Linked DNA regions of Homo sapiens: region 1 is linked to region 2. The links are chromatin contacts, found by Hi-C or POLR2A ChIA-PET in ENCODE. All regions are on one chromosome and are shown on one strand. The core of a region is the stretch at or near the end of the contact, and the rest is flanking DNA. Distances in the headings are between cores, read along the strand shown.

The links. Hi-C counts contacts between places; a loop is a spot of excess contacts on that map. ChIA-PET counts read pairs that join two places held with the same protein, here RNA polymerase II (POLR2A).
Region 1: a loop to region 2 is called in a map of gastrocnemius medialis, with 1.8 times the contacts of the local background. The contact joins the enhancer-like site here to the promoter of LINC02537 in region 2. A Hi-C loop is called at or near these places in 1 of 168 maps with a recorded cell type or tissue (gastrocnemius medialis). POLR2A ChIA-PET finds 5 or more read pairs at or near these places in 2 of 52 experiments (OCI-LY7 and WTC11).

The regions. Positions count from the first base shown.
Region 1 is chr6:44,040,228-44,045,453 of GRCh38, reverse strand. All of the region lies in intron 1 of SCIRT (stem cell inhibitory RNA transcript), which reads left to right. Among named protein-coding and RNA genes, the nearest start is that of SCIRT, 32 kb to the left of the region's middle. RefSeq lists enhancers at 1,528-1,822, 2,667-3,415, 5,117-5,226. Within about 2 kb of position 3,738, at least 11 of the 41 ENCODE cell types and tissues checked have a DNase peak (open chromatin) inside an H3K27ac peak, as active enhancers do.
Region 2 is chr6:43,848,078-43,853,971 of GRCh38, reverse strand. LINC02537 (long intergenic non-protein coding RNA 2537) reads left to right here and starts at 1,639. Exons shown (of 4, transcript NR_149142.1): 1 at 1,639-1,795; 2 at 3,768-3,876; 3 at 5,040-5,211. All of the region lies in intron 2 of LOC105375070 (a long non-coding RNA gene), which reads right to left. RefSeq lists enhancers at 1,336-1,982, 1,983-2,629, 2,630-3,276.

The sequences.
Region 1 (5,226 bases), core at 2,489-4,988, 190 kb before region 2:
GAGGTGTGAGAATGTGTATATAAATGTATGAGCGTATATGAGTGTGTATGAGTGTGTGTATGACAATATGTATATAAATGTGTGTGCATGAGACTGTATTTGAATGTGTGTGTGTGTGGGGTGTGTGAGATGTATGTGAATGTGTCTATGAATATGTATATGAATGTTTTTGTGTTTTGTGTGGGTGTGTGAGAATGTGTATATGAATGTGTGTGAGTGTGTGGGTGTGTAAAATGTATATGAATGTGTGTGTGAATGTGTATGTGAGTGTGTGTATATGAATGTAGGTAGGTGTATATGAGTGTGGGTGTGTGAAGATGTATATGAGTGTGTGTGTCTATGAGTGGGTGTGTGGCAATGTGTATATGAATGTGTGTGAGTGTGTATATGAATGTGTGTGTGAAGATGTATATAAATGTGAGTGTGTATGTGTGTATGGGTGTGTGTGAGGGTGTATATGGATGTGTGTAAATGTGTATAAGTGTGGGTGTGTGTAAATGTGTATATGGATATGTGTGTGTGTGTGAGAGGATGTACATGAATGTGTGTGTGTGTGAGGGTGTATATGGATTGTGTGAATGTGTATATGAATATGTGTATGTGAACGTGGGTGTGTGAAGATGTATATGAATGTGTGTATATGAATGTATGTGTGTGTGTGTGAGCGTGGGTGTGTGTGAAGATGTATATGTTTGTGTGTGTGTGTGAAGGTGTATATGGATGTGTGTGAATGTGTCTATGAATATGTGTGTATGTGAGCGTGGGTGTGTGTGAAGATGTATATGAATGTTTGTGTGTGGGTGTGTGTGAAGCTGTATATGGATGTGTGTGAATGTGTATATGAATGTGTGTGTGTGTATGTGAGCGTGGGTGTGTGTGAAGATGTATATGAATATGTGTGTGTGTGTGACGGCGCATATGGATGTGTGTGAATGTGTATATGAATATGTGTGTGTGTATGTGAGCGTGGGTGTGTGTGAAGATGTATGTGAATGTTTGTGTGTGAGTGTGTATGAGGACTGCCCACTCTGCTCCTCCCCTTTCCTCCCGCTCCCCAGCCATTCTGACTGCGCAGTGGGTGCTCTGACCTTTCATTTGGACCAAGGACCACATGACCGGCATTTCTCAGGACAGCCCTCATTCAAACAGTTCACTCCCCCTTCCCCAACCAGTGCCGTTTATTTTTCCAACCCACACAGCCTCATATTCAGGGTGGAAAATGCAGTCACCCATCTCTGGGATCCTCCTCTTCTCTTTGAGCTCGGGAAGAGTGGGACTGGAGGCCTGGAGGGGCCATGGCAGGTTCCAGGAGAAATGGACCCTACTTCTGGGGCTCTAGTAGGGAGCTGGGAGCTGGGGGAGGGGGGGTTGTGGGGACAGGCTTCTTTGTTCCCAGACCCAGGCCTGGCCTGGATTTTTCTGGAGGGGACAGTGGGAGGGAGCCCTGGCTCACAGGGAGAACTGGGATTTGGTTATTAAACCAAGTTGCAAGTTCAGTCTGCTTTCCAGCCAACTTTTCTTCCCACCTCACTTTCTCCTCCAGATAATAGAAATACCCTGGAGGGGTTCCTTTTCTCCCTGGCAAGCTGAGGGAGGCAGGGGCCCTGCCATTGGCCACTCCCTGGGCCTGGGCCAACTCCCCACCCCCGCAACAAGGGGTGCAATTACATCAGCTGCTCTCTCTCAGGCTCTGGCTGTTGCTGGGGGAGGTCCTTGCCCTACTCTGATGCTGGCCTCCTGACTTTTGACTTTCTCTGACCCCTTCCAGGCCTTGAAATCATGGCAGCAGCAAGACCCAACTGGGGCAGCATCATGTCTGGGTTTGAATCCCGGTTCAGCCACTTTCCAGCTGTGTGATGTGGGGCAAGTCAGGTAACCTCCTTGGGCCTCAGTTTCCCTATCTGCAACTGGGGATGACAATAGTGCTCTCTTCCTAGGTTTGTTCTGGGTAATCACTGAATTAATATTTGTTAGGTATTTGTGTTTTACCTTGCACTATGTACGTGTTGGTTAAATAAATACATCATTTCCCTAATGATGGCCAGCTAAGGAATAGGTGGATGGGGTGGGTCACTGACCCACTAACCCCTGGCTTCATGCTTCAGCACTTACTCATTCCCTGGCACTTAGCTCTTATCCCTGCATAGACCCAGGAAGTCTGTGACTTTTTGCTCTCTTTCTCAGGGTTTAAATTCCACCCCTACTATTTACCCTCTGTGGCACTTTGTCTCCTGGGGCAGGGATATCACAGCAGAACACAGAGGCCAGCTCAGGAGAAAGTCTCCCATCCTGACTTGTCTCTCCTCCACTTGTGCCACAGCAGCCACCCCCAGGGAGGCCTGAAGGGAGGTGCCCCAAGTGGCAGGTCTCTTCCCAGTGCCTTAGGTCTTTGCTGTTCTGGAGAGGAAGTGGCAGCTTTGCCTGCTGGGCTAGGGACTTAGGTTTTGGTTTGAGCATGGAAAAGACTCATTCACAGAAACTCCCCTGCCTTCCTGAGGCAATGATCCTGATCCACTAACCAGCTGCTCTCGCTGGGGCTGGGGGAGTGCAGGGGGCTTTGCTCGCCTTGAAGGGCTGGTGGAAGGATTCCTCCCCAGCTTCTCCCTTTTCCCCAGGCTCAGATCCCACCAGGACTGCAACCCTTAGCCCTGTCTGGTCTCCCCTGCAACCCTTGAGGCCACCCTGGAGGCTCAGCCATCCATTCACCCCAGGTGGGTCCCACACTGCCTTAGCTGCCTCTTCCTGGCCCTGTGGCAGCCTGCCTCCTCTCCCCTCCCTCCTCTGGTTGCTCTCATTGTGGGTCTGGAAACTGAGGTAGCCTTGTCGCTGGGGCCTGGCTTCTCGATGCCCAGAGTCCTCCAGCTCTATTCTGCTCTCAAATATGGAGCAAGCACCCACACTGTGCTCTCCAGTGCCTGGCTCTGATGGAAAGGGCCAGTTGGCCCTGGTCACCAGGGAGCCTCTTGACCAGAGTGCAGCCCTCAAAGAAAAGCCAAAGGTCCATGAGATGTCTTCCTTCCCTCCCCTCCCCTCCCCTCCCCTCCCCTCCCCTCCCCTCTGCTCCCTCCCAGAAATGTTCATTGGGCCCTGCCTTTGTAGCAGGTGTGGGCTGGGCCCTGACCATAGAAGAAGACTTCCTTGCCTTGAAGTTCAGAGGGAACCTGGTTGCAGGCCCCAGGCAAGGCTTTCCTTTCTTTGAGTTCCACAGCTCTGCTCACTGAGGGGTTCCAAGGCAGAGGCTGAGTCTCCACCATCAGATCGTGGGCTCCCTGAGGGTAGGGCATGTGGTTTCTGCCCCTCAGAATCTTCTGCATTCATTGATTCACAGTTCATTCATTTACAGCACTCAGGAATGCTTCTGTGGGCCAGGTTGTGCCGGGCCTTTGTGAGCTGATCTGTTTCAGCAGGTGCCATCTAAACTGGTTTCTGGTGGATGAGAAGAAGCTAGTTCTGGGAAGAGTGTTCCAGGCAGACAGAACAACACGTGCAAAGCCAGGAGCCTGAGAGCTATTGGGGTAGGCTGAGGCAGGAAGGGGCTTTGAAGATACAGTGACTCACAGGAAAGCAGGGGCCTGTCTGGGGAGCTGAGGAGAAAGAAGTCCTTGAGAATGGTTGAAGATTTTACTTCTGTGGCAGGAGAGAAAACCTAGGAGAGTGTCAAGTATCATTGCCCAAAGGAAGACAGGAATTCAGCATTCTGCGGAATCCCTGACTCATCGCTGGGGGTGGAGGGAGGTGGGAGAAGACTCGGCTGCCTGTGCTTCATTTCTAGCCTTCCAGGAGGACGTCAGCAACCTCCTTGCAGATTCCTTCCTCCTCTGCCCCCTCAACCTCCCTGCCCTTGCAGGGAATGAATCCCGGAGCTCTAGCTGTCATCGAGTTCTCCCTGTTGTCTAATCCTAGTCTCTCCTGCTGCATTCTTGCGTGTCCTTGGAGATTAACCACAATTTGGGGCCTGCAGTGTCTTTTCCCAGTGCCTGGCAAAGGCACTCCCTAGCCTTAACCTGTCCCCACTACTGTCCTGGGCCACAGAGGCTGGGTCCAGGGCATGGGGGTAGTTTCCAGGAGACAGTTTGATCCTCAAACTGCAGGCCAAGCCTCCATCTTGATCTCCAGGATTGCTTGAGGTCTTAAATCCCACTGGAGAGGTCTAGAGAAGCCAGGAGAAGCCGAGGCTCTCTGTTCCTGTCTCTTTCTTACCATGACTCTTATTTCTCTTTTCCCTGTCTCTCTCCCCATCTCTTTCTCTCTTCCACTCTCTCTCCACAGATCCCACCCCACCCCAACCCCCACCCCCGACATCTTTTTCTGGTTCGGTCTTCCCCTCCCTCCTTCTTGCTCTCCTTTTCTTTCAGTCCCTTGCCCTCCCTACCTGTAGGACTCAGTCTCCATTCCCATCCCTAGCCCTCTTTCTCTCTGATGGCCCCTGGCAGTGCTCGGGAATGAGAATGAGGAGGTGGACTTGTGGGGCTGCAGGTGGCCTGGCAAGTGGCATTGTGCAAGATAGCTCTCTTCCTTGTTAGGGTCTGAGGGGATTTGGAGGGCCGGCCCTAGTCAGCAGCCTGGCTTTCATTCCAGGCCTGTTGGAGGAATTCATAATAAAGGGCCTGGCACTGAAGTCCTGGGTGGCTTTAATTTTCTGGAAGAGAGGCAATCCAGTTGCTTCCCTAAGGGGGAAACCCTGTGTACCCAGCTGAGGGAAGGTGAAGAGCATGTAGTAGTTAGGGTTTAAGCCTCCCCTGCAAAGTGTCCACCTCCAAACTGTTGGTGGGACTGAAGACAATATTTTGTCATGGAGAGGGGACTGGTTGAGAGGCAAGAAACAAAGGAGGAAGGAGACCAGACCCTTCTCTGGCCAGTCAGTAGCTTCCCTGGGTACCTGAGCCAGACTGGGTATGCCTGCCCTCTTTATGGGCATCTGAAGGAGGCAGGAGATGAAAATCTCCGAGTATGCAGAGGAAATGAGCTCCTAGAGAAGAGGCGAGGACAACGGAAACAGTCAGTGGTCCTGGGGTGGCATGATAGGCCTGGAAAGCCGGGAGGAGTGTTTCCTCCAAAAAGCAAGCAATGCCTTTTGGGGAGAAAATGAAGCTATGTTGGCTGGATTCTGGGGGCTCCTGTGAATGAGTGGTAGAGATGCTGTCCCTGGGGGTCAATAGGCCTGGGGCTCAAGTAAGGTCTGCTTACACCAGGGATGGACAGATGTCAGAGGGCCCTGCAGTCTAC
Region 2 (5,894 bases), core at 390-2,889:
AGATTGCAGTGAGCCAAGATCGCGCCACTGCACACCAGCCTGGCAACAAAGCGAGATTCCATCTCGAAAAAAAAAAAAAAGTATGCTTTGCTTTACACCTCTACTCTCAGACCTAATCTTTTGTGTGCTTGCTGGAATTCTACCTTGCCAATCATGTGAAAAGGCTTTGGGGTGGCTAGACAGGTACGTTCCATACAATTTTTGCAAAAAGACAACCAAGTTTTCTTCAACAATGAGGCAGAAATTCCCTGTTGCTTCCTCACAAGGTCTTCTTGGGTCTTCTCTGAAAACAGCCATGCATACCTTTTCTTCCAGATGCCCTGGAAGATGCCCACCGGCTTGCTGAACTCACCAGACAGCATTATGGGTGTTTCCTGCAATCCTTTTTTAACTTGATGGGCCTTTTGAGGACAGGTCCCAAGAGCATGGCTCTAAACTACCACAGCAGAATCACTAGGAAACTTTATTAAAAGTGCAGATTCCTGGGCAGCTCCTATCGCCTTTCTGCTCCAGAATACCCAAGAGTGGGGCCCAGGAGTCAGCCTTTTTCACAAGCTACCCAGTTGATTCTTCTGTGCACTCAATTTTGAGAACCTCTGGCCTAAAGCATGGCAGGTATTTGGGAAATATTTGCAGAATGAACTGTTGGTGAATGAGTTTCGAGAAGTGCAGTGCAAACAGAAGCGCCATCTGTGGTGGAGTTGCTCAGGATTCTTCCTGGCTATAGAACTGGGCAATGTTGCCTCTGAGCCACTCACTGGACCTTGCCTGGGCACCACACTTTGTCCCCATGCGGCTCAGGCTGGTGTTCCTTGTGACTCCTCAAGCTGAAGCTAAGGCTGGGAGTGATGAAGTGCCCCACTTTGCCCCAGGTAACTCCTGCAGGTGGGTACCCAGAGTAGGTGGCCAGGGGATCATCAAACTCTTTCCCCTTCAAACTGCAAACTGTATTCTCTGCCTTCTATGCCCAGCTGGGCTAGGGTAACCTTCTGTGGCCTAGTCATAGGTTCAGTTTCAGTGCAAAACACACGCCTACCCCTCAATGCTCATTGACTCCTATTCTGGGTATAGATTACTCCATTTCTGGGTACAGTCTGATCCTTGATCCTGGATACAAACTGGCTCTTAATCCTAGGTATAGACTGATCCCTAATCCTAGGTACAGTCCTGGATTAGGGATCCATATTCCTTGTCCTGGGTACAGATTGGTTCCTAAGCTTGGATACAGACTGACCTCCTACTTCTCGGTATAAACTTAACGCTGGTCCTGGGTACAGACTGACCCTTAGTCCTACCTAGTCAAAGTCTAATCCCTTTAACCCAGAAAACAGGCTGACACATAACCCTGGTCAGAGCCTGACCCTAAACCCAGATCTCAGACCCTTAATTCTAACCACAGACTGGCCCAACCCTGCAGAGATTGTCCATGACCCTGACCACAGACTGACCTAAATGAGGCTGGTCTAGGAGTGCATGCGGGAATTGGAAATAGATGTCCTGCCCATGGAGGCCAGAGAGCTGTGTCCACAAAAGGACAGGGTGTGACCAGCCAGAGTTGCCGGAGTTTTGGCAACTTGTGTCTTCCATAATAGAGCTGGGGCATTGATGGAAATGGAGGGTGCTAGAACCTTGTGACTTTGGCCAGGCACCAATCATCTGCCTCCTTCTGTGCCTGCCTGGCTGCCCCTACCCTGGGGCTCCCTCCTAGCCCCCACCTCACCTACTGGCTCACTGAGACAGAGCCAAACATGAAAGGGAAGGTGACGGCCTGGCCATAGGGCCCAGGAAAATGCAGGTATCATTAACAGCCTGGAGCACTGTGGCCTGTCCACTCTCAACCCTCTGCTGCCCACCCCTTCCTGGAATAGACCCCAGGCCACATACAGAGGGGGCAAGCCCAAGGTATGATACCAGCAGGGCCAAGTGGACTGTCCAGATGGGTAACGGGGGCCTGCCTTCCTCTGGCCTCCACATAGGGGCCGCAGGTGTTCACATGGTTGGAAATGGGAGGGCCAATGCTGTTCATAGGCCGCTGTCTGGTCCACAGGACTCAACTGGCCCTCCGAACGCTATCCCACTTTCCAGCCAGGATTGAAGGAGATCCCATCTTGGGTCTAAAGGAATGGGGGTGAAGACTGCATCTTGTCGTTCCAGTTCCACCCCATTCTGGCATGGGAAGCATGTGTGGGCTTCTACTCTATGGGAGATTCATAGCCTCAATCCTTAAGGAATTCTCAATCTGAAAGGAAAACACAAACCCTGACCTCAGGGAGCTCCCAGTTTGACAGTGGAGACAGAGAGGCCCTGCATCAAGTAGAAAAACAACCCCCACTGCTCTCAAGCACACAGCAATGAAGATATGTATCCTTGGTGCTACAGGCAAGTAAGTAGGAAAGACTGAATGGAGTAGACAGAGAAGTCTAATCCAGGTGGCCTCCTTGGAGGAGATGATACTCCTGTCTGCAGGAAGACCACCCCACATACACACCCGTTCACTGGCCCTGCGACCACCCCAGCCCCAGGAATGCTCAGGGCCCAGACCATTTCCCTCTCTCTGCCCAGTGCCCGGTAATCCTGAGGCCTGTACTCCTTCCCCCTGGGGAGTTGAGGATGGGTGGGGGACGGAACGGGCCTCCCAGGCATTCCTCCTGCATTCCTGGGGCCATGCCCTCCTTCCTCCCGGCCTCAGCCTGGCCATAAACTATTTCAGGCTTGCAAAATCTGGTCTGCTGCTCTCTTGCTCATAGCCCCCAGCGAGGCGGAGGCGTGGGTCCAGGCCAGAAAACCCGTAGCACCCACAGAGTCCAGAGGGTTCTGGTCAACTAGGACAGAGGAAACTGGGTGACCTCTTGGGCAAATGAACATACAGGGGCTGGGGAGCAGAGAGGATGGGGACTGGCCCCTCCACAGGGCAGCAGCCACAGGGCCCCACTTCCCAGAGAATGTACCCTGGGAAAAGGGAGAAAGGACTGGGAAGACAGGCCAGCTCATGTTTGGGGGTCCAGCAGTGGGCTGAGGGTGTTCAGACAGATTACTTCATATGAGACTCACCTCCCTCCTGACACGAGGCCCCCATGCCCAGGTTCATGTTATCATCCCCACTTTACAGATGAGAAAATTAAGCCTTCGACCAAAGCTCTTTTTGGGGCTTATGTAACGCCTCGCCACTCTGCCCATATGAAGTGCAGGGACTGGAGTCTGGCCTTTTGCCTCTCTACACCAGCCCCCACTCTGCAGCCTACCCCAAATGTCAATAAATGGCAGTGTTCTTTCTCTGTCAGCCCCACCTGCACAGCCTGCCCTAGACACCCAGTGCCCAGAGCCTCCACAGTACTCGTTCACCCTCTCCTCCTAGGATTCCCCTCCAAGTCCCCACACCCTGCCTCCCAAATGAGCTTCTACCTTCCTCCCCACTGCCACCTCCCTGGTCACAAGCTACTGTGTTCACACTCCCACTCTCCTCAGTGCCGTGGGGGCTTCCCTGATTCTGCTCTGGGAGTTCCTTGGAGAGGACTCTTAATTCTCATCCCTAGCTTCTCCTCCCCTGGGGTGAGCTTCCAGAGTCAGCGCCAGTGGGACCTGGGTGAGGGGATCCCTCCCACCCCCCAGGCAACTGGGGCCCAGAAGAAAGGGCCTGAAGCCACCTGAGCCAGGGTCTAGGGGCCAGGTCTGACACCTTTCTGTTTCACCAGGGTCTGGAATGGAGAGGGCACATCAGAGAGGCGACCAGCAAATGAATGAATGAATCCCACCATTCTGTGTTTTAGATGCTGACGATACGACAGTGAATACAACATGAAAAAACAAGCACACTTCTCACCCCTATGGAGCTTTATTCTGGTCAGGCAGAAGGAGAAGGAAATGTAAACATGCAAGGTCAGGTACTGCTGTGAAGCAAAATAAAGCTGTGGGTACTGTGCGAAGGATAGGCTGTGTGTGTGTGTGTCTGTGTGCGTGTGTGTGTGTGTGTTGTGCATATTAAGTCAAAAAATGAATCTGGATGATCCTGGGCCAGGTCTGACCCCAGCATTGCCACTGACTGTATAATCTCAAGCAAGTCATGCCTCCCCTCTGGGCCTCACTTTCCTCATCTGTAAAGTGAGACCGTGGACTGAAAGGCCATTGTGATCTGGCCTCAGTCTTGACCCTCCAGGATCTAACACATTTTGCCTCTGTGAATTTAATGGGGGGAATTATAGGCAGCTTAGAAGCAGTTCTGAAGGAGAACCTCTCTGCTCCAGCAATTCCCTGAGGTTCCAATTTTTCTGTTGATGTCACATAATGTGCATAGATTTGCATACTAGGCCCCCAAACTCCCAGGGAAGGCACGTCTCAAAAATGTCAACGATTAGCACAAATGACTTGACTTATATTCAGGCCTCTTCCCAGAGCAAGGGGAGGAAGTTGAGGTCACCTCCAGCTACAAAGAAAGCAGAATTCTTTGCCCTGAAGAGGCAGAGAGAGGAGCCCTGCTTCTTCTCCTCTCCCTGGTGCCCTCCAGCCCATTCCCTCATCTCTGCTCAGACACCCCTGGCTGGACTCCCCAACAAATGCCCAGGGGGACCTCCTAAAGACCTACTCCGAGTCACTTGATGACTTTGCCTAAGCCCCTAACAGGAGCTGCGTGACCCTGCCCTGCCCTGTTAGTGTCCAGAGCAGCAGCTTTCAGGGTTTACAGAAGCCTGGGGGATCCAGAGCACCTCCAACTCCAGTCCCGCCACCTCAGCCCATGCCAGGCCAATCCTAGAGGCTCCAACCTCTAATACCTCCCAAGGTCGGTAAACATTGCCACTTCCCCTCACAATGGCCGCCTGGTCAGGATTTGCAAATCACACACTCACATACATACTAACACATACACACGGAGGGGCTTGTGCATGCTTTCACACACACAGCATACTCACTCATGCACACACAAACACACACTGAGGTGCACTGAAGACTCCCACCCAGGACAAATGATCTGTGGGGAAAAGGAAATTAATGTTCATAGGGTGCTTTACTTATGCCCATCTCGTCTAATCCTCTCCACACCCTAGGAGCAACTTTTTGGCACTCCCATTTTGCAGAAGAGGAAACAGCCTGCCTAGGTCTGCTGATTCCTGTCCTGGTGAGCTCACTGCCCCATACTCCCACCCTTGTACACAAATGGAGGTGCTCTTACAGAAGTTCTGAGCCTGATTCTGCTGCTGCTTCTCCAGCTAACCTTAGGTACAACTCTCCCCCTCCCAAGGCCTCAGTTTCCTCATCTAGGTAATGGGAATCCTAATGCCTTTCTTTTCTCTGCATAGGCTTAAACCAGATGGCCCATGACAAGCCCTTCCAATTCCCGTGTCCCAGAGATGCCAAATTTGAGCCCCAGTCACCCACCATGAACCTGCCACCTATTCCAGGAACCTGGCCAGGAAGCCCAGGATGGGCTTCTTACCTTGTCTTCCCATTGGGGTGGGTCTCAGAGGAGGCCAAGCTGGGCAGAGCTCTCTCTCTCATTGGCCCTCAGGTACCACCCCCATTAGTGCTGACTTACAGCTTTGCACTGCTGCTGACATCAGCACCCATCTGTCTGTTGTGGTAAGAGAGGCCTCCTAGGGAAACAGGTTTGCTAAATCTCAGCCAGGAAGGACCTCCCAGCTGGGCTGTTGGGGCAAGTTTGGTAAATACCCTCAACAGGCACCTTTGGAAGCAGGAGCGGGTGATCAGAAAGCAATGCCTCCCCCAAGCAACCCTCTCACCTCCCTAGCCACCCCCAACCATGATCAAATTCCTATCCCTGGCTTTGGACTTTCCAGCTGGTTCCCTGAGCTACTCAGCCCATCATCCCAATAACCAGCTTCCTACAACGTCCATCTCCTATACCACCATCCCCCCAACCACTGCTGTCACCATCCTCTGTC